Linked DNA regions of Mus musculus: all the other regions are linked to region 4. Evidence: chromatin loops called from intact Hi-C (ENCODE). Cell type or tissue: gastrocnemius. All regions are shown on one strand.

Region 1 (4,000 bases), 340 kb before region 4:
AAACACATACATACATACATACATATGTACACATGGATACACTTTTATAGACTAATCTTCTCTAGAAGATTCCAGTTAGAATCTCCTACATATATAACTTTGTTAGGGATACTAGATCCAAATACACTAAATAAGTACTTGCCTAAATAATTACACTACTCAGTGCTCATCCTGGCATTAAAAAAAAAACAATTTAAATTCAAGGCAATCCACAAACCCTTGTTTTGTTGTTATCTCTCCTAAGTGAAGTATATGGGAGGGTTTAGCTGATGCTTACTCTACAGAGACAGCATCAGGCAGCATATCTACATAATGTTACCAAACCTGATTTCTTCTGCCTAAGTGTTGGGAGGAAATGCCACACACTATAAAGTTCCATAAAGGAAATTTAGTCAAAAGTGTATGAAATGTTATATATTATATAGAATAATAAAAATGGGAAAGTGCTATAAACTATTCCTGGAGGAAGAACTCAAATCAACACAGACACATAAATTTGGACATTTCAACTTGTGACGTCATTGCTGTCTACCCGTGGCAAGGCAGCCTCGTGTTCTGCTGAAACTCCCTCTGGCCTGGTGTTCACTATGTAGCTCAGACACCTTTTTATCTCAGCCTCGAAAGTGCTGGGATTGTCGGTGTAAGCCACCATGTCTGACTTCTGAACTTTCTTATTAATATTGTAGTAAGGTCTTATCCATATCAGGTTAAAAAAAAAAGCAGATGTTTCTGTGTTTGCTGAGTGTCCTACAGGTGACGAAAGGGTCTGCTTACCTTCCACTCTGTTGAGGCTGGAGAATGTCTAGCAGCAGCTGCTTCACTTCACTGGGCGAGAGCTGGTACAAGTCCACAGCTGGCTTATCCCCGCCCCGGACCTGCAGTTCATACTCCATGGCGTGGATGATCCACCTGAAGCAAGAGCAAAGATCTCCTCAACCACCTCATGCCTCGGCAACGCCCTCCACAGGACTGACGTATCCAGGGTGAAATGAAGACAAGGTCATTTAAATGTCCTCCATCCAGACTGAAACCTGATCAGAATCTCAAGGCTGCTCTTGAACAGGTCGTTAGTTATAAAACACAGTAAAAGCTAAATACATAAGAGGTTTTTGTTTTTCCAGGTCAGATTCACTACTGCTGCATAATAGTATACGTATGCATATACATATATACTATAGCTGCTATAAGATACTCTAAGATCAAATGGCACATGAACGGTGAGCCTTAAGAGTGGGGCTGAGATGTGACATGATGTGAGATGAGACGTTTCCTTCCTGGAAATGACAAGTATGATGATGATTCTTAAAAAATGTCTTTTTACCTCCTAAGTTACTGACTTGGGGCTGGTCAGAACCATAGGTGCCCATGCTTGAAATACAAGGGCAGTTAGCTGCAAGCTAACTACAGTGGTGTGTTAGAGAAGGGTTGCTGCAGCTAGACAGAGGACTGCCTTTCCCTGGATATACTCCCTGGAAGAACAACCCATCAGGCTGCTGTATGTACAGAGGTGAAAATATAAGGCAGATACAGGTAAAAAACTCAAGCCCCCCTTTTTTTATTTTTTTGGCCAGAGATGGTTTGCAAAACAATAGTCATGCTCGCTCTTGGGAAGACTTTAATGTCTCAGTGCAAAAGATGGGAGAAAACCCTCAGAGCAGCCCAGGTGAGCTGACCAGAGGTGGAGTCAACAAGGCATAGGCCCCTTTGTTCTGGGCCAGGTCAAAGGCCACAGATTAAGAAGAGCCTCAGTGACTTCTAATCTCTGTGGTCTCAGATGAAGATCTCAGTCCTTCCCTCTCCTACTGTTGCTATTTCTGGATGTCAGGGGTTTCAGTACATGCTTTAAAATGCTCAGCTTGAGAGAAACAGGACTGCTTGTTTGGATCTAAATGCCTCCCACCCCTCAACCCTGCCCCACTGACAAGCTTGGTATGACTAAGAGATGGTTGAAACTTTAAGAGGAGGGCCTTAGAGTAGGCTTTCTGGTCACAGGGAGATGTCCACGATGGGACCTTCCCCTTTCTGCTTACTCTCTCGAGTGCCAGGAGTTTGCTCTGCCAGGTGATGCTGCTATGCTGTGCTGCTCACCTTCGGCCTAACAGCAATGGAGTCAACTGACCATGGACAAAAATCTCCAATGCTAAAACAACTTTTGTCTTTGTAAGTTGATTCTATCAAACTTTTTGTTACAGTAAGAGTAACCCACTAACACAAGGACAGGATATTAAACATATATTAAAAACTGTTACAAGGGTTGATTGTATCCACCCCAACTGTTCCCAGGCATCCCTAGCAACATTCCCACCCCACTTAAGTCCATTCCACGTTTTCCCTGGAACCTAATATGGTAAGTGCTGCCTGTGGCACTGCCAGCAGATCCCACTGGGCTTGAGTGTAGCTGCACTGAGATCCCTGTCAGACCCATAAGCTGTGTTTCACAGCTGCCTCCCCACCCCCCAGCTTCTGCTTTCTTTCTTCCCCCTCTTCCTTGACGCCCAAAGCCTTTTGATATTTCTTTAAATCAGCTGAAAACTGAAATAAGCTCATGTTTCCAGCAAAAAGTAGAATTTCTTGACATGTTCACCTCCTGTGCTAGAGACTATTTTTGCCCAAATGGTACACAAGCACAGCAGTCACAAGAACACAGTTATTTTTGGATGCTTTGATGTTAAAATTCCATATAAAATTCGTTGTTATAAACATTTTGGTTAATAAAAAACAGTACTCAATGGACCTTTCCTTTAAATAAAAATCTTGATAGGTTTAACTGAAAGTTACTTATAATTCTACTTTATTTCCCTCTCATTTTAATGCTACATTTTATATGTGTAGTAGCTTAGAGTAACGACCCATTATTGAGCCATGCAGTGGAAAATCTGTACTCTGGTCACTTAGAAAGCCAATGGAGTGAAAAGAAACATGGAGTGGAAGGCTCTCTTCTAGACTACGGGACTGCAGAGATGTACTACTATGTGTGGAAGTAAGAAGCCACTTGGGGGCTAGATATTGGATATTTGGTGGTGTTCACTTGTTATTATGATAATGGCACTGTGATCCAAACATTATGCTAGCTGAGCAGCAGCACACAACAGTACTTCTGGTGCTTAGAAGGTGGAGGCAGGAGGATCCTGACTGAGGAAAGTCTGGGCTACATGGTAAGACCATGTCTCAAACCAAATCAAAACCCAAACTATCCACTAAGCCAACAATGACAACAAAATCAGAATGTCCCTCTTTTTAATTTTCATTTTCCTTTTTCTCCAACATAGATTTTTTTTTATTGATTATTTGAGAATTTCACATCATGCACTGCAATCACACTCATTTCCTAGTTCTCCAAGGTACAAGTGGATATCTGTGGTCTGGACTGCCACTAAGGTCATATGGATGCCTGAGGCCTGTGTTGATGTCTGTAATCCGTGAAGGAAACCGCCCCTAAGTCTAATTTATATTGTTCACATACTCACTGGAGCATGGTCAAATTCCCAGTAGCTAGCCCCTTAAAGAAAACTGAGTCTGTCCCCACCTGTATCCCAGCTAGATGCCATCAACTGTGGAGAGCTACACTTTAGCATTCTTACCATGATCTTTTAGAATTCTTGTTGATGGTTTCTTGTCTAGGCTGTTATTTTTTGGGGGGATTGGGTGGGATGGGGGAATGGAAATAGGAGTTGCCATAGAAGCCTTCTAAAATCCTTTTTTTTTTTTTTAAATATCATTTGTGAATCTGCAGTCACAGATAACAAAAGTAGCTTCCTTACCCTTTACAGTCAATTGGAATGTGGATCATGGACTTCCTCATGGTCTCCAGCATCACTAAGTACCATGGACCTCTGTGTTCTCTGGTGGAGAACATAGACATCAACATAGCCCTTAGCAGCACCACAGGCAAGGGACATCAACATGGTCTCTGGGCCAACATGGGTCACAGACACCCATATGGTCCCCAGTGGCAGACTGACCCATTGACATCAACATGGACTCAGGTGGCAGCACAGCC
Region 2 (4,000 bases), 1.2 Mb before region 4:
CCTTTGGGCAGTGGGCTTGAAGGGAGATTGAAGCATCTGAGAACCCTTATTAAAAGTAGGCTTTGAAAAATTTAAGCCTACAGAGCACTTCTTCTGATCCCCCTCAATGCAATCATGCTGAAAAAAAATGGAGGTACCCTAAGGAGCTATCTGTGCCCTTCCTTTAAGTCTCAGACTATTGAAACAACAGACCTTTCTAAATTGGGATTTCTCCAGGAGTGTCCTGCTAGAGAAGAAAAAAAATGAGGATCCTGATGCCAGCCGAAGTGGAAGCTTCTCTTACACTGTTCTGACAAGATCTTAAGTGGCCCAGGATGGTCTCAAATTTGCTGTATTGCCAAGACTGACCACGAACCTCTGATCCTCCTCTCTCCGCCACCCCAATGCTAGACTCACGGGCACATGCCGCCATGTCCAGCTTTATGTGGTGTTAGGCATCAGACACAGAGCCTTGTACATGTGAGGGGTGTTAGATCAAAATCAAAGGGGCAACATGAAATAACAAGAAGCCAGCAGGCATCTCCAGAAGCTGGATTCTTTAATCAGCACAACTGAGGGCCACAGCCTCTCTGTGGAAGTGACAGCTGTGTACCTGGGGGTGGAGGGCATTTGGGAGTTGAATAGGGTGGAATGGGGTTGGGATGGAAGTTGCCACCAAGTCAGTTCCCCTGCAGGCTCAAAGCAGTAGATCCCAGCAGAGGCTGCTACTCAACAAAACTCCCTAACAGCCCAGGTATCAAGTCAGCTTTCCCGGCCTGAGTTTCTCCGGCCACCTGAGGCTTTGGGGTCCTTAGTCCTTCATTCTAGCAACTAAACTACATCTCCAGCCTTAAAAAGCTAAGTTTGGAAGAGTCAGGGCAGTATTCAGATCTGGAGTGGGCCACAGATGTATGGGCTACAGGTGGATACGGTATCTGTGGGTCATGCATTGTCTGCATCAGTTACTCAGGTTGTGGATTCAGTTGTAGCCCAAAAAATGGACTATGCCATTTAAACCAGACTTTGGGCTTTCCAAGCTCTTCATTGAGTCCTGCAAGGAGCCTATAAGATACTATAAGGCGAAGAGGCCAATATCACCATCCTGTCATCTGTAAACTCAGAAAAGTAGCATGAGTTACTGAGGGTAAAAAGAGGGGCTGGTGCCTAGACTCAGCTCTCTGTCTCCCACCTGGGGCACATTGCCTACGAAGAAATAAAATTATGTGAGTCTAAGAAGAGTCTAAAACTGGGGGTTCTGCCCCACTTGAAACAGATGTAACATAGAAAATGATTGCAATTGTGAACCTAAGAGCAAGCTACCGAAGGTTCCCATTCTGTGTCTGGTCTCTGTTCTTTGTATGACCATGAAGAAATTGCTTAATCTCTCAACCGCAAGTCTCTTAAGAGCCTTAAAATGGAGCCATGGCAGCAACTATGCTGTACTCTACTTAGAGACTTTAGTAAACTAGCCCATCCATGAGGAATGTTCAGCAAGCTCCTACATAAATAAGAGAACCAGTTAATACGATCCAGGATCCAGCCTTTCACCATAGTAATGCTGACCTCTGGCCACACGGTGGCACTGTTGCCTCTGTTACCTTTCCAGTTCACTAAAGCTTCTTTTTTCAAAATACCAAGTTGGGCAAGGACAAGAAAGACTCAGATTTAAATAGAAGAAAGAAACAAGACAGCTAGGTACTACAAGCCCGGAACAAGACCCTCCTCACCACCTCAAATATACTGACGCTCAGACGACTTAGATGGCTCAGGTCATAAAAATACTTGTCTCATAAGCGGACAAACTGAATTCAGTCTCTAGAATCCACACAGGAAAGAACCAACTCCACAGAGCTATCCCCTGCCCTACACACACACACACACACACACACACACACACACACACACACACACCATATGCAGATAAAATAATAATAAATAAATAAATAAATATTTTAAATGCCAAAACGGGAACCAGCTGTGGCGGCGCACACCAGTAACCCCCAGCACTTGGCAATAAGCATCATGATAAGGCAAGAGCATCATGAGTTAGAGGCCAGCCTAAGCTATGCAGAGAGTTCCTATCTCAAAAATAACTACTACAGGACTGGGGAGATGGCTCAGTGGGTAAGAGCATTGACTGCTCTTCCGAAGGTCCTGAGTTCAAATCCCAGCAACCACATGGTGGCTCACAACCACCCATAATGAGATCTGACACCCTCTTCTGGTGCGTCTGAATTCAGCTACAGTGTATTTATGTATTATAATAATAATAAATAAATCTTTGGGCAGGAGCAAGCAGGGGCTGAGTGAGCGGGATGGACCCGAGAAAGCAGAGGTCCTAAAAATTGAATTCCCAACACCCACATGAAGGCTCACAACCATCTGTACAGCTACAGTGTACTCATATACATAAAATAAATAAATAAATCTTAAAAAAAAAAAAAACCTACTACAGGGGCTGAAGAGGCGCCTGGTGGTTACGGGCATTTGCTGCTCCTGCAGCGGAACCAGATTTGCTTTCCCAGCATCCGCGTGGCTGCTTCCAACCTTCCTTAACTACAGTTCCAGGGGTTCCAGTGTTCACGTCTGTCCCCCACGAGCACCAAACATGCATGCGGCACATACACAGATAGAGAGGTGGATATTGATTTATAAAGAGTGAGAGACCCACCCATTGCCTAGCAAACGCATGTTCCTGGGTTTACTGTAAGAACACATCAATTTGCCTTCACAATAACCCAGGAAATTGCCCCTGTTTTGGGTAAGAAACAAGCACATTTAGTAACTGTCCCAGGGTTGTAATGAGTACTTATTTACAAAATCAGACCCCAAACACAATACAGTTCCATTGGCCTGCAGGTTACTGTTGTACATTGAAGTAAACCCCATAGAGCTTTCTCCCCTACCTTTCTAAGCAAAAGAAGAAAGGCCACTGAGGTGGCATAGGAGACTGGCAAGGGGAAGGTTCTAGCATGGGAGACTGGCAAGGGGAAGGTTCTAGAGTCAACTTGCCTATATCAGCAATCTGCCATTCAGTTGCTGTGTGACTCAAATGAGTTGTTTAATCGTTCTCTTCATCTCAAAACTAAGAAGAAAGGCATGGGACACATCTGTAATCTCAACGTGCAGAAAACTGAGGCAAGATGGTTGTAAGTTCAAAGCCAACCTGGACTACAGAGTGAGACCCTGTACTGGCTAGTTTTGTGTCAACTTGACACAGCTGGAGTTATCCCAGAGAAAGGAGAAGTGTAAGCCGAATAAGCCCTTTCCTCTCCAACTTGCTTCTTGATCATGATGTTTGTGTAGGAATAGAAACCCTGACTAAGACAAATTGGTACCAGGAGTGGGGTATTCCTGTGACAACTTGACCTTGTTTTGGGGAGGACTGTGGAAGGACTTTGGAACTTTGGGCCAGAAGATCCATTTGGTGTTAAGAGCTCTGTCAGATGTTGTGTAGGAGCTTGGAAGATAATGTTGAGAACAGTGCAGAAGATGGAGGCCTGGCTTGTGAAATTTCAGAGGGAAGATTAAAGACTTTTATCAGGGCCATTGCTATTTTGATTGTGAAGATTCTGTGGTTCTGGTTAGCTGGGGCTGAAGAATCAGCTGTGATTAACAAGATACCAGAACTACTAAAGAGAAAACTTTGCATTACTGGGACTGTTGATGCTGGTTAGCTGGAGCTAAGAAATTAGCTGTGATTAAGAAGAGACCAGCATCATTGAGGTGTCATCTTCTGGGAAGTGTTTTCTGAGTGCACAAAGAGGGTGTGTTCCGGAGATAGCCAAAGTTGTACCTCGTGCAGCAGCAGGACTTGTTAATGTGTAAGAGTCAGCCAGGTGGTACTGGTTTTGAAGAGGTTATGCAGAGCAGCTGAATCTCGGCACTGTGACGGGCCATGGAAGGCCGTTGATGAAGGTGCAGCCTCAGCTGCAATTGATGGCCCAGGACTGAAGGGGTCATGCAGTATTTTGGAAATGCCAGGACCATGAATGACCACCAAGAGCAGCAGCAGCAGTGA
Region 3 (4,000 bases), 140 kb before region 4:
TACCATATAGTAACATTAACCTTGAAAACAACAAATATAAAATTGTCGGTTGACCCTTTTGGGGTCTATACACTTACCAGACCTTAACAAAGCAGGTGAAGAGAAGGCTGCATCAGGTGAGTTGGCCATTTCAAACTGTTGATTCTTATCATAAGCGTTGCACGCTAAACTACACCAATTTTAAAACTGTTTAGTGAAGGTTAGAAGCAATCAGCATTAGATTAATGTATGAGCAGTTATTAGCATGATGCAATGTGCAAAAGACAATTAAAGATCATTATATAATTTTAGTTTGTCTTTTATGACTCAAGAATTTGATTTCCTTTATTTGGTAAATTAAGTTTGCATACATGAAAAGACAGAAACATAATATCCACTTACTAAGACACATTCAATTAATAGTATCCTTTATTGTTCTTTAAGTTGTTAATGCTACTATGTAACAATGCTTATAACTCCAAAGAGGAGCCTGTCCCAGAAACAGGTCAATTCATGTTTCAAACAAGGCTGTTTACACAGTTAAAAGTTGTAAACAGAATCAAGTTAACACTTTATAATAAGCAGGAAGTAAATAATATGGCTCAAGGTTTAGTGTCTGTATTTTTCGGAATCAAAAATAGTAGAAACTGCAAACATAACTACTAAGATTTGCCTCAACTACTATCTTTTTTTTTTTCCACTTCTATCTGCACTTTACTCTTATGTAAACATACAGTAAATTTGGATAGTATCTACTATGGCTGAGACTAGGTTTAAGAAACTGCATTCAACAATAGTTAAGCAGAATTTACCCTATTAAGAAAAATACGGTTTTCAACACTTGCTGTTGTGACATATATTTGAGTAAAATAAAGACTTGAAGAGAAAATAGACCCTATAGGATTACTATGTTGCAAAACTGTGTTGCAAAAATACATGTTGGGGGTTGAGAGGACGGTTAAAGACCCTGGCAAAAGACTAGTTATTCTCTTTGCCCAGAACAACCTAATAGCACTTTTTCTATTCCCACAGCAACAGTGTTAATAACCAACTCAAAATTTCTATATGACACAATAAAAGAAAATATAAGCAACAAATATCCCTACAACTGTTTCAAATAATTCTACTGACTCTGAACTTGAGTCAACTGCTTTCTAAAAATTTCTCTTACTTTTCATGTGTTTGTTCCATTACAACCCTAAGTCCTAAGTAAATAAACACACAAAAATTTTAAGATTTCAAATGGAATGAAATTGGCAATACTTTAACAAATACAGTACTTTTCTACAATCTTTCGTCAATCTTTGACAAGGGAAAGGTTCTTGGTTGAACATTTCTTGTCCCCCACCTCTCGTGTTTAAGGACACATTTTTTCCCCCAAGATTGTATCCAATTTCAAAAGTGGCAGTTTCACTGCTGGCTCTCTGGAAAGTTATTAATCAGGAGTACTAACTTTTAAAACGCCAGTGTGACTTTGCAATTTGAACAAGTCAGTTCAGGACACTCGGACTGCTGGCTTTTTAATCTCCGTGGTTGGGAACCACAACTAGAAGCTACAGGTGGTGGGACCATTTGGCTAGGGAAGGGGCCAATTTCATTCTGAGTCATAACTGTACACTAACTTAACTTGTGGCACAAACCGTCTTCCTCAATTTCTGACACACAGAACTGGCTGCAGCTAAAAATTACTGAGGAATGTGAAGGGGGCATATGAGACAAAAGTAGTCGCCAGCTCTTTAGGACCTCACTAAAAATGGAGGTCTACTTTTTGCAGAGCAAGAGCGTTCAGGTTCCAAAGAACTTGTCACTAGCTGACTTACTCGGCAAAGTTTCTGGAGAAGTCAGCTTATCACTAACTTTGGAGAGGAAATAACTTGGGGGAGAAAGACAGACGTTATCTAAATGGGGGAAGTGCAGGGATTGGGGAATGGGGACCAAGATGGACAAGAGCAGGGCAGCAAGAGAAACCTATTGCTTTCTGGAGCCAACTTAAGGAAGCAAGTTGATCCCCAGGACAGATCCCACCTGCCTCCCTCCAGGGGACTTGCGGAGGAGCACCACCCCCTGTACCCAGGAGGGGGAAGGTTGTGGTCACAGGCAGTCAAACCTGAGCGCTTGGCCCGGGCTCTTCGTTCCAAGAGCTTCCAGCTTACTTCAGCCATGAGTCCCTCAGCCCCCGCCATCGCACAGTGCCCACCACCCCAGCTGCCAGTCAGCGAGGCCGGCCCGGCCCCGCCCCCTCGCGCGACACTGTCGGGAGGCACGACAGCCGGAAGTGAGTTCCCGGGCAGACGCCGCCCTAGCTCCTCGGCGTCTTGGTCGTCGGAGAAACAGCCCCAGGGCAGCGTGAGAGTGCAGCGAGGGGCTGCCCGTGAGGCCGCACCCCGAGTCTTTTCTCGGTCGGCCGGTCAGTCGCACGGTGCTTTGCGGCTGCCGTCAAGCGCGGCGGAGGCCGGCCGGGCCGAAGGCGCCATGGCGGCAGGCCGGCTTCCTAGCGCCAGGGCGGTGCTGGCCCCGCTGTTCTTGGGGCTCGCGCTGCTGAGCGTTGGGCCTGCCCCGGCGCGGGCTCTGCACAACGTCACGGCCGAGCTCTTTGGGGCTGAGGCCTGGGGCACCCTGGCGGCCTTCGGTGACCTCAACTCCGACAAACAGACGGACCTCTTCGTGCTGCGGGAAAGTCAGTGCTTGCCGGCCCTCCTCTGTCTGCCCCTCCCGGTGTACCCACGCCCCCTGATTCCTGTTACCCTACCTCTTGCATTTCCCAGTCTTCTGGCTCTCCCTTTATCTTCAGCACAGGGACAGCTTTCCCCTGTTTTTATCAACCCTCGGTCCTAACTCAGTAACCCCGCGGCTTGACCATCAGCCCAACCCTTAAGAACACACCAACCTCCCTTCATCTAGAAACCTCTAGCCTTCATATGGCGAATGATCACCTGCCTGCCAAAGGTCTTCCAGATTTCTAAGAACCTTGGTTTCTGGTCTAAGCATTTGCTTTCCCGTCTTTTTTCCAATCTTCCACCCCCTTTGATGAGAAAACATGCAAGCTGACAGTTTCTTGTGAGAGATGTTCTGCCTTCACCTCCTACTAATTCTGCCCTTCCTTGTGTTAAGATCTTTAAAGGCACTGTGCCTTCCTCAGGCACCAAATTCTCCACCACTCACACCAGCCTCTGTTGTTGTTAACTGCTGATAAACGCAGTGCCTCCTTGGTCATACATTCTCAAACTTCAGACTTCTCCAGCATAAGGTGCCTTAGCTTAGTGTACATCTGGCCCCTCCTCATCTTGAGTACTGCTATAGTCTTCATCCAACTTGCCATTGAAAGTTCATTAACCACATTAAGCCTTAAAAGAAAAAATGTCTGATGCTGACCAAGTGCATCGGTTGGTGGTTAAGGACCAAGGCCATGAATAAAGTTTAAAGCCCCTACAAAGCTGACTGGCAGGATCCTGACAAGGTCTTTTGAGTGCTCTTTCCAGGACCCCAGAACCTCTTATAAGACCTGGATGGTTTTTCCTCTATTTGAATGATTACCCACATTGCAAGAATACTCAAAGTCTGTAGCTAATCTATCCAAACTAGATACAGAGACATTGAAGATATCCTGTGCTTGATTAAGCGTTTCTGAAAGTCTGTCCCAATGAACATTAATTGACCCATCCATGTGGAAGCAAAGGGGGAAGTGTGGAGGGCTCTGCTTTTTCTGCTTATGTGTTGACTTATATCCTTGTAACTTGTGAGTAGATGTTTTAGTAGGAATTCCTGGATCCTTGGTATGATGATAACAGCCTATGAGGGAGACCTGATTGGATGTGGAAAACACAAGACTTAACAGTAGCACAGTATAAATAAGGGTGTGTGTGGGGGGGGGGGGGTGTTTTCTGTATTGCTGCAGATCAAACTTGGGTCTCATACTCAGTATACAACAGTATAGTTTAAGGTGTGCTCTTTATATGGATGCTTCTTTTGAATTATGCCACCTGGCCCTTAATTGAATCCCATGGCGTCACATTGCCTTGAA
Region 4 (4,000 bases):
ATCAGATCAATTACGGTAGGGACTTAATATTGGTAGGCCCCCCAATACCAGTCATTGTTATATGCACATAACTCAAACCAATAAATGACTGTAGCCCGCCTGCATTCAAGTCATTTCTATTTCAGTAGGATGAAGCAGCTCTGCCAGCAAGACAATTTCAATGCACAAGAGCTGGAGGAAGACGAGATCATGCACAAACTATCCAAGGCACATATAATTCCTTTCCGGTGGCGCTCAGCGGTCCGTCTGTACGGCTGTGGTTAGGGGTGGCCTTGGGGAGACCCAGTCTGCATTCAGTCGCGCCTGTCTCTGCAGCTAGAACAAAGTTTCACTTTTCTGGCTGGCGTGGAGCTTTCAGCCCACTGTGGCGAGGACTGGGAGTGAGGATTCCTCAAGCAGCGCTGTGCCTGGCAACTGTTGGAGAAGGTTCAGTAGGTGCAACAACCCTTACTGCTGGCCGGGGGAACTCACCCGGGCACCTCCAGGGCCCCCGCGGGGGTCTCCCTTCCACCGAGATCAGCAAGGCTGAGCAGACGTTTTCAAGCACCTGAGCTTGAGGTCCTCCGAGAGGGGATGGAAAAATCGGACCTGGGGAGCTCAAGGCTTCGAGAAGACACCGGCAGGGAGGGGTGGGCCGCGCGCGAGGCCCGGGAAGCGAGTGGCGGGCGGGGCACGCGGGAGGGCGGGGCTGCGCGTGCGCAGTGGCCCCGCGGCCGGCACGCGGCGCTGCGCTCGCTGCTTAAATGAGCCGGGGCTCCCGGCGCGCGCCACTTCAAGGGAGCCCGCCGCGGGAGCGTCCGCCGCTGGCTTTCCTCAGCCCGCCGAGAGGCGGCGGCCGTCGGGGACCCGGCACGGCGGGCCGAGGCGCTGCGCCCGCTGCTAGGAAGCGGCGGCGGCCGGCGATGGGGACGGAGCGAAGCTACCCCGCCGGGCCGTGACCACCGCGCCGCCGCCTCGGGCGCTCTCGGAGCGCCGACGCTGAGGAACATGGCCCTGGAGCAGCTCTGCGCGGTCCTCAAAGGTAAGCGCGGGTGCGGGCAGCGCCCCCTTGCGGGCCAGGCCGCGCTCCGCTCCGCTCCGCCGCCGCCTTCGCGCCCTTTGTCTGGGCCAGGCCGCCCGCCGCCGCTGCGAGCTCGCTCCGGGGGACGCCGGCGACTCCGCGCCTTGCAAAGTGTGCGAAGCGAAGGCCGGTGGCCCCAGGTTGCCACCGCAGAAAGTGGTAGCACACAAACCACGAAAGCCCCAACTCCGACGCGCCGCAGCGGTTTCGGAGAAGCCCCCAATGTCCGCGCCTCCCGCGGGTCCCACCTGCTGCGGCCGGGAGGCTGCGGCACCACTGCGGGCTCGGGGCTGCGCGGCGGCCCTGCATGCCCCCCGCGCCCCGCGCCCCGCGCTGCCTTCCCGGGATCGCCGAGTCCCGCTGCCTCATGAGTCCTGTGCGGAGGATGCACGGGTCGGCAGCGGCCGGCGAGCTGACAGCATCGAGCTCCTAAAGCCACTGAGAGGCTGCCTCTCCGCGGAGGTGCTGTTTCAGATAAATATTTCTAGATGGTTTACATTGAGAGGCAAAGTTTATTCCAGAACTCGTCCTGGATTGATCCTTTCATAAATCTCAAGAAAAAGCACCGCCTTTCAGCAAATGACTTCCTTTTCCCCAAATGATTTAATTGCAAATGAATAATATCTGAATGGGTTTTTTTTTTTAAATCCTCTTATATTAAGAGAGAAAGTATGACAGTGTTAAAATACTGGCGCTTACATTTTTAGCACTGAATCCTGATATTTGCACAATTACACATTTTGGTGTTTTCCTGGTACGTGTTAACACCTTATTTTCAAATTTGTTTTGTTAGAAAGTTCAGTGGAACTTTTTGTTGTTCTTGAACTAACAACGTTTTAGACAAACTTCATAATTGGACAAATATTCATAAATTACTAATTGACGTTACAGCCATTTAATTTAAATATTTACCTACCTAACTATATGCATATCAATACTTTTATGTTCAGACTGTGCCAAGATAACCACTAACCTTCTAGCCAGTGAATATTTATTTCAGTTAATCCATAAATTCTTAATAATTTTATTATATAAAAACAAATAAAAAATTCTGTAGCTGCTTTAACTCCTGATTATGTAGTTATTTCCTTGGAAATTAACATTTTGTTTCACTCTTTAATAATAAATGAACCACATGCACAAATGGATTTCTGCTGCTTTAGAGGAATTCTCTTCATTCTAATTGTGAACCCACCATAGTAGGGTTGCCAGCATCATAATGACACGACTATATGAGAGTAGCCTCCCGCAACACTCAGTTGGATCTGTTACACAGCTTTACCTGCAGAACTCAAGGAAACTGAATTGGATAGGGCAATCTCCAGAGGTACTCAAGGAATTGCAGCTCCGCTGCCTGTGCCTTTTCAGTGGGTACACACTGCCCTCTCTGGCCAGTGTGGATTATTGCGCCTATCCAGAAACTCCGTGCTGATGACTGAGCTCCAGTGAAAACAGTGTAGTATCTGGCTTTTATTTTATTTTTTCAAATATTATTCAACCTGAACTATTTTTACATGCTGAAGTATTTTTACAGCTCGAGAAAAATTGTGATGTGGGCTTGCTAAGAAGAGAGCAATCTATTTTTAATTCTATACTGTGCTTTGTAAGCATTAGAATTTGGTCAAGAAAGACTAAAAGAAAAACATTTTGAACCTGAGAAGGCGATCTGGAGGCTGAAAGAAAAAGGGATAGCCTGGATTTTACTGCACATATTAAATCATTTGCTTTTCAAATCAAATGCATATTTTCCTACACAAAATATTATTAAAATGTACCTTAAGACAACTACTCCTTTTCAGTGCTACTATTCATTTGTGTTCCAAGGCATGAAAAAGCATCCCTCAAGTGTATTATAAGTGAATTTTTCCACATCAAGAGGTTCTTCTCTTAAGTAGCCATTTAACACTTGTATAATTATAGATGCTACTTACTTAAATCCTTGTTTTGAAATATAATGGACACTTTCCAGTTAAATACCAGAAATGACTATGAGGTTTTGAGTGGAAAGTACTTTTTAAATTATGGAATTATGAACCAATTGCTTCTTTCTCAAATATTGTACATTTGCTCCAGAAAAATCCTATTAGACCCATTGATATTCAAAGCTATATAATCTGAGGTTAAGTTTATGACATAATGGAGCTTAACTATGCCTTAGCCATCTGTATTTAAAAATCTTGTCTCAACTGAGTATTAACTTCTGTTCTTTAGTCTTAAACCTATCCAGGAAAGATATAGGGGGAAGCTGTCTCTTTAACAGTAAAGCTTCTTTTTAACTCAGCCCTCGTAATACTTCACCACCACACACACACAAACACAGAGGGGAGGAGAAGGAGGAGATGGAAAAATTGTGTAATTATCAACTGAAAATTCATATTGAACAATGAATGGTTTTATTACAATGAATCTTGAACTAAAAGCCAATCTAAATTTTTAAACCAGTGTTCCATAAAGGAAAAGAATGTGTACATTACAAAGCCAGTTTAAATCAAAGCCACTTTCAGTCCTTTGGGAATAAGATAAGAAAATAATAGACTATAAATTTCATGCCTGTTTTTCAAGCAATATTTCAAATTTTAGAGGCTGTACATGATCAACATAATATATCATCCTTTTATTTATTCTTTTTTAAAATAATTATTGATGTTTTAAGTGTGTTTCTGGAGTACTTTAAGGTTGAATTAGAAAAGAGGCTCTTAGGTGGTGGCTCAACCTTAATAACAGACATCCTTCAGAGGCAAGAACAATTAAGAGGAGGGCTGCTATCATTGTGGTAGGAAGCCACCCACTTTTCAACATGTTCAGAATATTTCCTATGACAGAGTACCAATCACTAACTGAAAATTTAATTTTGTTCTGCTTAAACTAGGTTGAGTAGTATATTAGAAATTACAACACTAGATGATAGCAATTATTCTTTCAAATGTTGTTTGATCATAT
Region 5 (4,000 bases), 840 kb before region 4:
GAGCTGTTCTCAGTTGGCACTGTGCTTCCATGAAGTGAGGGGGTGGGGTGGGTGGAATTCTTCCAGTCAGCATTGCCTAGCGTAAGGCATGGGGGAGCTTATGTGCAGAGAGAGATAACAAGCTGTGTTGTCTCCCCGAGTCCTGAAGAGTTTTAGAATGCTCCTGATATACAAAGACCATGGGGTGGCAGGCAGACTTAATAATGATGGGCAGTGCCATTATCCCTGTCCACAGATTGGAGAGCGGGGTGTCAACCTCTCTGGGGGACAGAGGCAGAGGATCAGCCTGGCCCGTGCTGTGTATGCTAATCGTCAGCTCTACCTGCTGGATGACCCGCTCTCGGCTGTGGATGCCCACGTGGGGAAGCATGTCTTTGAAGAATGCATTAAGAAGACACTCAAAGGGAAGACAGTTGTGCTGGTTACCCACCAGTTGCAGGTGACTGGGATGTGCGTGGTCCATGAGGCCTTGGGATGAGTGCAGCACTTGATGGTCAAAGAGACTCCTGTTCTGCCTAAATATGCCATTTCCACCAGTAGGTGGCTTTACCTGAACAGGGGATTGAGATGGTAGGAGACACTGATGAGTCCTGCAGCCATCCCTAGCTTCCTGGTATTGCTACCTGCTCCTCTCTGGGTATGACTTCCTTTGGCTTAGTCTTTGGGATCAGTGGGGAGACGACTTTTCCTCCCCCATTGGGTAGATTGTGTAGGATCAATTGGCTCTGAGATCTGGGCCATTGGTGCCAAGGAAATGGGGAGCCAGGCATGGACAAGTCAGGCTCTACCCATTCTCCAGTAGGGACTTGATGGGCCTGAGGTTGGGGGTTCCTTGTCTGAGGGTCATGGAAGCTCTGTTTTCTTTCCTCACCCAGAAAGTCATGGCTCTTGTGATGAGTGGCCCAGACTCCCCAGTCTTCCCCTAGCCCAGGAAAGGCTCCTGAGGCCAGGACCAATGGGCAACGCTTCAGGGTTCTTCTGCCTTCTTAGATCCTGTTCCCATTCAAACAGTAGTCTCCCTCTGGCTTAGGAGGGTGAATCTTGCTGGAGAAAGAGACTGGGCTTATGTTAAGTGAACTGGAGGATTTGGCTGCATGGTCACAGACCTTGTTGAATCCATCCCACATACAGGTTCTGAATGCTTGGTGGGAATCTAGGGCCCCTTCTCTACCCAAGATAATTCAAGGTTACCCTCTCATTCTCTCTCTCTCTCTCTCTCTCTCTCTCTCTCTCTCTCTCTTTCTCTCTCTCTAATCTCCCAAGTCTGGGAGATATACTGCACGTGAGTATGTATTTGTGTGCGTGTGCACGAGCACGCATACCTCAAAGTAGAAAACATCCCAGAGACATTGGGAGGTGACCCGTTGGGGCACTGGTGCAGAGAGCCCCTTCTTCTTGTTCAGTAGGCCTGGTCTGGGGGGCAGGAAGCAGATCTCATTGCCTTTCAGTGAATCAGAAATTGAGGTGGTGAAGGTGTGAAGGCTGAAGCAGCAAGTAAGGTTGCCATAGCTATAGGACTTTGCAGCCTGTAGGTTGGTACCCTCTGGCTGAGGCCAGGAGGACCACCCTGAAGAGAGAGGGCCTCTCAAAGACCCAGGAAACCCAGCCCCCCACAGCTCCCCAGAATAAGCTTTAAGCATTCAAATTTTATACATGTGAGTATCTGGTTTCTTTAGCAGGTGAGCCACAGCTCTATAAAATAATGAGCCAGATTAGTTAGACAAGAACTCCTAGGTCCTCTGTAGGCCAGGGCTGAGGAAAGGAGAAGGCTGGCTGGATTCAGTCTGGAATCCCATGTTTTGCCTAGAAATGGTCTGTGGCCTAGCTAGATTCCTTAGCGTGGTTACCATAGCCCTGGCCTGTGACTATTCAGTCTGTGGCATCTGCTTGCCCTGGGAGAACTGTCTTCCGGAGGAGTCCTGGGTCCTGGAGGATGCTGCCTTGGTCCTGACAGGTGTGAGACAGAGCTGTCCCTCTATTATCCCCTCTTGGAGGATAAACCATAGCCACATGCCCAGCCCATCTTTGAAACTCACTAGCCCGAAGTATGATCTTAGGCAAGCTGGTGTTTTCCCAGAGTCTCCAGCAGTCACACCTTTCCAAGGTCATTTTAGCTCACTTTTTGCTTGTTGGGAGAGGAAGAAGGCCACCAGATGGCACCATAATCTTGATACACTCTTCATCCCATTCTTTGTGGGGGAGGGGAGGGCTCAGCCTCAAACTGCAGCCCCGGGGCTTTCCAGAACATTTCCTAGCTGCTCTGACCTCAGATGCTTTGGAGTAGCTGGCCATGACAGCCACTCATCTGTTTACTTGAGGAAACAAAGCGAGGCCAGCAGTCTGACGAGCTGCTGGAATCTACTAAGGGCTCAGCTTCCGAAGTGTTTGCAGAGCACGGCTACACAAAGCTACTTGGTGTCACCAGAGTGAGCCAAGGGCTTGCTGGCCAGAGGGACCTTTTCGGGGCCCTCCCAAGTCTGGGTGGTGGTCCCACACATAGGCAGAAAAGCCTGTAGATTGTAGTGGGCCCTGTGTGCTTCCTTTCCTCGTGTGAAAAGAATCAATGGCTTAACCGAGCTTACAGCTTTCTTGAGCTGAGAGCTGCCCGAGGTTGGGAGATAAGATGTAAGATCAGGCTGTGGAACACCAGAGGATGATGCCTGAGGTCCAAGTCTGTCTTTGAGGGAAAGGTTCTGTCAGAAGCAGAAGGTGTGTCTCCCTCCACTGGGCAGTAGGAGCCAGGTTCCTGCTTGGGCTGCCTGAGGAAGGGCTCCAGTCATGGATAGGGGAGACAGAGGCTAGAGCTATCCATGCTGCTGGAACTGCTCTGGTTGAAGCATTTGGGCACCACCCACCCCATCAGGTGTACAACTATCAGTGGTAGGCCTTTGCTTGCAGGATTCGAATCAAGTTTAGCCAAGTGGGATTTTGGCCTTGAGCAGAGTAGAAGTGCAAATCCGGGACTCTGGCCCTGCTGTGATGGCTTTCTTCTTTAGATCAAACTGTTCCCACTCTTACAGCATTTTGCCTGCCTTTAGGAGGGGACTATCTGCCCTTTGTTGGGTGGATCAATCGAGGAGTGCCCTTTCTTCTTCCAAAATAAAACGGCATCCCTCTCAGCAGAATTCTTTAATCCAAGGATTGGTGTGGATGTGAAGGGTCTCGGAATCAGAAAAACAGGGCCTGTGATATTTATTGTTCACATCGTTATTGTTCTGTTAAAGCTGGTGGGGGTGTGGCCTATGACCCGGTTTCTATTCCCCGGGCTCAGTGGGGTGGGGCTTCTGACAGGACTGGGATCATGTTTTCTGTCTTTTCCAAACCTTGGCCTCCACAATAGTCAATCAGATTTCTGAGTGGGGTAGCTCATTCACAGAGAAGAATCGAAGGAAGTTTTGATTGCCTCATTGTTGCAGCCAGAGTCCAGCTTCTGTACTGAAAAGACTGGGGACTAGCTCAGTGGTTCTCAATTGCCGCCCCCGCTCCAACCCCTGGGGCATTTGGCAGTGCTTGCAGACAATTTTGCTCATCACAACTAGGGAAAGACATCCTACTGGTAGGTAGACACCAGAGAGGCTGCGAAATAGTCTACAATGCACAGGGCAGCCCCTGAAGACAAGGGATTATTTGGTAATAGTGCCAGGATTGAAAACCCCAGTAATTCAGTGCACCTGGGAAAGCAGGCTGGGAGTTTGGTGTGAGCTCTTTCTTACCGAGGCAGTGCTGTTGTGGATGGATGCACTGTCTCTGCAGTTCCTGGAGTCTTGTGATGAGGTCATTCTGTTAGAAGATGGAGAGATCTGTGAAAAGGGCACCCACAAGGAGTTGATGGAAGAGAGGGGGCGCTATGCAAAGCTTATCCACAACCTCCGGGGACTGCAATTCAAGGTAAACTGCACACCTGCCTGGTGAGTGGGATTAAGAGTCCCGCCTCATGGCTTTCTGCCTGGGACAGGTCTGTTGGCTCACTTTCAGAAGTCATTTCATTTTATCTCCAGGA
Region 6 (4,000 bases), 890 kb before region 4:
AAAGTGGTCAGTACTCCAGCAAGCAATGCACTGGGCTCCATATTCTTTAGTGTGTCTCCATGTGACTCATTCTCTTCTCACTAGTCAGACACTGGGACATAATTAGGAAGTAAACAGGGATGTGTTTAGAGTAGGAGCAAGCAGGAGGAGTCTAGGCAGGCCAACCAGTGAAGCAGCTGAAGTCCAGCATCTTCACCATAGCATCTGCTTCCTTGGAACTCAATGCAGGGACTGCAGTTTTTCCACTGCAGATGGCAGTGGCTGCTGATGCTGCTGCCCTGCTGTTGCTGCTGCTTCTGCTGCTGCTGTTGCTGATGCCCTGTTGTTGTTGTTGTTGCTGTTGCTGTTGCTGTTGCTGTTGCTGTTGCTGCTGCTGTTGCTGCTGCTTCTGCTGCTGCTGTAGCTGTTGCTGCCTCTGCTGCTGCTGCTGCTGCTGCTGCTAGTGCAGTTCACTGTAAAGGAAGCAAAGGTGTGGATATGGGAAGACTGGAGCATTAAAACTGGTCTGATTTTGAGTGGTGGCTCAGTTGTTAACAGCACTGGCTGCTTTTTCAGAGAACCCGGGTTTAATTTCCAGCATTCACACGGCGGCTCATGTTACTCCAGTTTTAAGTGATCTGATGCCCTCTTCTGGCCTCTGCAGGCACCGGGCATGCATGTGATAAACAGATATACATGCAGGTGAAACATTCATACACCTAAAATAAAAACAAATACATCTGAGAGAGAGAGAAAGAGAAAGGGAGGGTGGCGTTCTGCTCCCCACAGTACACTGAGAGTAAGGGACATTCCTAGAGACAAAACGTTAATTGACCCCCAACCTTCATCTTCCCTTATTCTTCCTATTTAACTGGACACTGGGATAGCTACTGTCTAAAATATGTTCTTTATAAAAGTCTTCCCAGTAGCTATGGCTCATGGAATGGAATGGGGAAGTCCAGTAAAAGTTCTGGGTTGGAGCCAGTACAGAAAGAATGTTGATCTTGTAGACACCGTCTTACCTCTGGCTTTACTTCTGGCCACTTTCCACTTTCTGGCGGCACCAAATGACCACAAGCTCCAGGACCATGGCCTACCAAGTTCAGAAATTCTCAGTCAAGGTTTCAAAGTAGGGTATTTTCTCATTGGGTTAGCTCAGTCATATGCTCATCTCTGAACCAAGCATGTTAAGCTATTAGAAGTTGGATTTGCCAGGCCCAGTCACTCCTGTGTGGGAGGACAGGATCAGCTCCAAGTCACATGGACTGAATGGAGGGGTTCCCTCTCTAGAATCGCGAGGCTTTTGCTATGAGCAGGCTATGGATGCCGGCAGGCCCCTCAAGGGTGTTGGCAGATATTGAAATAGAAAAAGAAATGATTTTCAACTTCTAGGCAGAAGATCTCTAGGGGAAAAAATGTGTCAACGCATTTTTATTTGTTTTCAAATTGTGATCACCAAGTTCCTCAAAATTCCACAAGAAAAATGAATCCAGTAAGCTAATAGTCTCGCATAGTTTTTCACAGTAGGATAGAGCTGCCTTTAAATGATACCCTGCCTGGGGGTTTTGATCTCTGGAGACACGAAGTAAGCAGTAAACAAGTCAGCAGGCAGTTCCAGAGCAGTGCCAGGAGGTGTCGACAAAGAGCTGAGCTGAGCTTCCATAGAGCTCGCTTGCCCAGCGGACTTGCTGCAGATTCCCTAGAGCGGCAGCAAACAAACATTTACTTAGATAAGAAGGATGGGGTCGGAAGAACGTTCAGTGCAGAAGGAACAGTTTTGCCTGAGGGCGATGCGATCTCAGAACCGAAGAACACGGTCTACACCGAAGGCGGGGAAATGTTCTCATCTTCTTCCGCCCGGAGGCGTCTCCAGTGACACCTGTTTCTTTTTGTGGGGTATTTTTTGACTGTAAATCCTCATTCTCTCTCTCTCAATAGCTATTTTCCCTGTTACTTTTTTTTTTTTCTTCAATCTTTTATCCCCTTTCGTTACTTTCGGAGTCCCAAAGAGCAATCGAAGGGCCCTTCTAAGTGCCATCCTATCCGGCTTCTTCCAAGTCCAGAGTTGTTAATAGAAAATATCTGTCCCTCCCAGACCTATTTTGTGGCAATGGCCTTTGTACCAGAACGCCCTCCCCAAACAGCCATCATCCTTCAGGAGGGTCCTCATGTTTTACTCAAGCTGGCCAGCAGATGGCAGGTTCTTCCTAGTAATGCAGGAAGGCTCCGTAGACTCAAAACTGCAGTGATCTACACGGAATCCGGACAGAAAAACGCAGATCCCTGAGTCAGAGGATGGGAAAGAGGCTACTGCCACCGATCCACAGGACTCCACCTACCTCCCCAGCCCCGATCTCTTCCATCAATCTCTATTTCTGGGATTATTTTCAAAGTCAGCAGCAGCTAAATCACTCAGAGCAAATTTATTAAAGCCACTCTGCAGTGGCTGGTTTCAAACTCACTATGTGGTCCAAGCTGGCCTTGAACTTGTAGCTCCAGTTCTAACCTTTCATGTGGCTGGGTATATGTATGGGCCACTATGACTAACAGACAGTTCTCAGAACAAAAGCAGTTTCCACCTATGTGATACTCTGGTGCCAACTCTTCAGACTGTCAAATTCTTACATAGGGCTGGTGGCAAGAGCCTTTACTCACAGCACTTAGGAGGCAAAGGCAGGCAGATCTCTGAGTTTGAGGCTAGCCTGGTCTACAGAGTTCTAGGTCAGCGGGGGCTTGCCAGAAACAAAACAAAACAAAACAAAACTGACGTCCTAACACATTTTATACACATCCCCTTGTCTCATCTAGATAATTTGTGTTAGAAGCAACCTTACAGATTACCAGTCTGAGAGCTGACCTGTCTGTCGTCCATGTGCCTGTGGGCTAGAACAGAAAAAAATGTCATTATTTTTACTAATGGAAATTTAGCATTTTCCCTTTATCATAATGGAGGTAATCAAATACATCATATCCACGACCTTCACGAGGATGGCGGCATCAATGGGCGTTCTCAAATCTCATTTGGTTGCCCCAGTTTTCACAAACCTCACGTGTATTGATGCTTTGGACTCTTGGTGGTCATTAGACCTCCTTCTAGATTATGTTACTTAGAGCGTCAACACAGTAGATTATGTTTCATAATATCCTGCCTTGTTTTTAACATAGCACTCTTTTAGTTTAATTGGTTATCTGTAATTCTACATATCGTGTCTTGGACATTAAAAAAAAGGTTTTGAAAATACACTGGAGAATCAAAGAGGCCCACGGCATGGGAACAGATTAATAACAACATTTATCTGATATAAATAAATAACATTTATTCTGATAGAGGGATCCTCACTCTGGCAGGAGGGGTGTCTGGCTCAGAACCCCATCACTGGCTTTGAACAGACTTGTCTGCACTTTGATCTAAGACAGAAGAAGAAAGGACCAGAGGGACAGGCAAACATCCAATATGGGGGATGTAGCTCTAAGGACCCATGTCCTGCTCCAAGCTTCTTATTCTGTGTCAGCCACCCCTTGTGTCTGTAGCTGGGGGTTGGGCTGGGTGAGGTGAGGTGAGTGTCAGTCAGGGTTCCCTTCTCCAAGGCTAAATAAATAAATAAATAAATAAAGCCAGCCCCCAACTCTGCTCCATGGAGTACATTTTCCAGGGGGCTGCTTAGCCTGCTACTGGGAATTTGCAGACACTGGTCCAGGACCTGGCCTTTTTATGGATAGCGTATCTAGCAGTTGACAAATCTTTTACTTCAGCCATCTTTGGGTTTAGTATTTTTTTAATATTTATTTATTTATTTATTTATTTATTTATTATATGTAAGTACACTGTAGCTGTCTTCAGACACTCCAGAAGAGGGCGTCAGATCTCATTACAGATGGTTGTGAGCCACCATGTGGTTGCTGGGACTTGAACTCAGGACCTTAGCAAGAGCAGTCGATGCTCTTAACCGCTGAGCCATCTCACCAGCCCTGGGTTTAGTATCTTTAGATTAGCAGTATACATTTAGAATTTTTAAAAAAA

What was found. A loop is a pair of places that touch in the nucleus more often than their neighbours do. Peaks named below come from ENCODE experiments on the same cell type or tissue, not always from the same donor. Only the 100,000 strongest peaks of a DNase experiment are listed, where the experiment ranks them.
Region 1: it touches region 4 in a loop (2.2-fold over the local background); 3 of 42 quality-filtered maps call a loop at or near these places.
Region 2: it touches region 4 in a loop (12-fold over the local background); 7 of 42 quality-filtered maps call a loop at or near these places.
Region 3: a loop joins it to region 4, with 6 times the contacts of the local background. A loop is called at or near these places in 9 of 42 quality-filtered maps.
Region 5: it touches region 4 in a loop (5-fold over the local background); 18 of 42 quality-filtered maps call a loop at or near these places.
Region 6: it touches region 4 in a loop (14-fold over the local background); 37 of 42 quality-filtered maps call a loop at or near these places.

The regions. Positions count from the first base shown.
Region 1 is chr8:86,040,619-86,044,618 of GRCm38, reverse strand. It overlaps Phkb (phosphorylase kinase beta), which reads right to left. Exons shown (of 32, transcript NM_199446.2): 28 at 775-909. Among named protein-coding and RNA genes, the nearest start is that of Gm33632, 120 kb to the left of the region's middle. In gastrocnemius, no CTCF peak of the experiment used is centred here; a DNase peak (open chromatin) is centred at 2,392.
Region 2 is chr8:86,906,289-86,910,288 of GRCm38, reverse strand. No RefSeq gene overlaps it. Among named protein-coding and RNA genes, the nearest start is that of Gm33391, 13 kb to the left of the region's middle. In gastrocnemius, a CTCF peak has its summit at 1,555 (motif pointing right); a DNase peak (open chromatin) is centred at 1,550.
Region 3 is chr8:85,839,190-85,843,189 of GRCm38, reverse strand. It overlaps Itfg1 (integrin alpha FG-GAP repeat containing 1), which reads left to right and starts at 2,241. Exons shown (of 18, transcript NM_028007.3): 1 at 2,241-2,656. The coding sequence starts at 2,452. Phkb (phosphorylase kinase beta) reads right to left here and starts at 2,202. Exons shown (of 32, transcript NM_199446.2): 1 at 2,087-2,202; 2 at 78-186. The coding sequence starts at 129. In gastrocnemius, a CTCF peak has its summit at 2,088; a DNase peak (open chromatin) is centred at 2,239; H3K4me3 peaks cover 3,578 bases; H3K27ac peaks cover 3,718 bases.
Region 4 is chr8:85,697,662-85,701,661 of GRCm38, reverse strand. It overlaps Neto2 (neuropilin (NRP) and tolloid (TLL)-like 2), which reads left to right and starts at 738. Exons shown (of 9, transcript NM_001357288.1): 1 at 738-1,021. The coding sequence starts at 988. Mir8109 (microRNA 8109) reads right to left here and starts at 757; the gene lies at 641-757. In gastrocnemius, CTCF peaks have their summits at 1,020 (motif pointing left) and 2,443; DNase peaks (open chromatin) are centred at 718, 1,011, 1,381 and 2,417; H3K4me3 peaks cover 1,923 bases; H3K27ac peaks cover 544 bases.
Region 5 is chr8:86,534,762-86,538,761 of GRCm38, reverse strand. It overlaps Abcc12 (ATP-binding cassette, sub-family C (CFTR/MRP), member 12), which reads left to right. Exons shown (of 29, transcript NM_172912.4): 13 at 236-439; 14 at 3,754-3,888; 15 at 3,999-4,000. Among named protein-coding and RNA genes, the nearest start is that of Abcc12, 30 kb to the left of the region's middle. In gastrocnemius, CTCF peaks have their summits at 2,139 (motif pointing right) and 3,812; DNase peaks (open chromatin) are centred at 2,202 and 3,478; H3K4me3 peaks cover 310 bases; H3K27ac peaks cover 1,439 bases.
Region 6 is chr8:86,583,463-86,587,462 of GRCm38, reverse strand. No RefSeq gene overlaps it. Among named protein-coding and RNA genes, the nearest start is that of Abcc12, 19 kb to the right of the region's middle. In gastrocnemius, CTCF peaks have their summits at 638 (motif pointing left), 1,599 and 2,162 (motif pointing right); DNase peaks (open chromatin) are centred at 635, 1,294, 1,636 and 2,173; H3K4me3 peaks cover 814 bases; H3K27ac peaks cover 1,078 bases.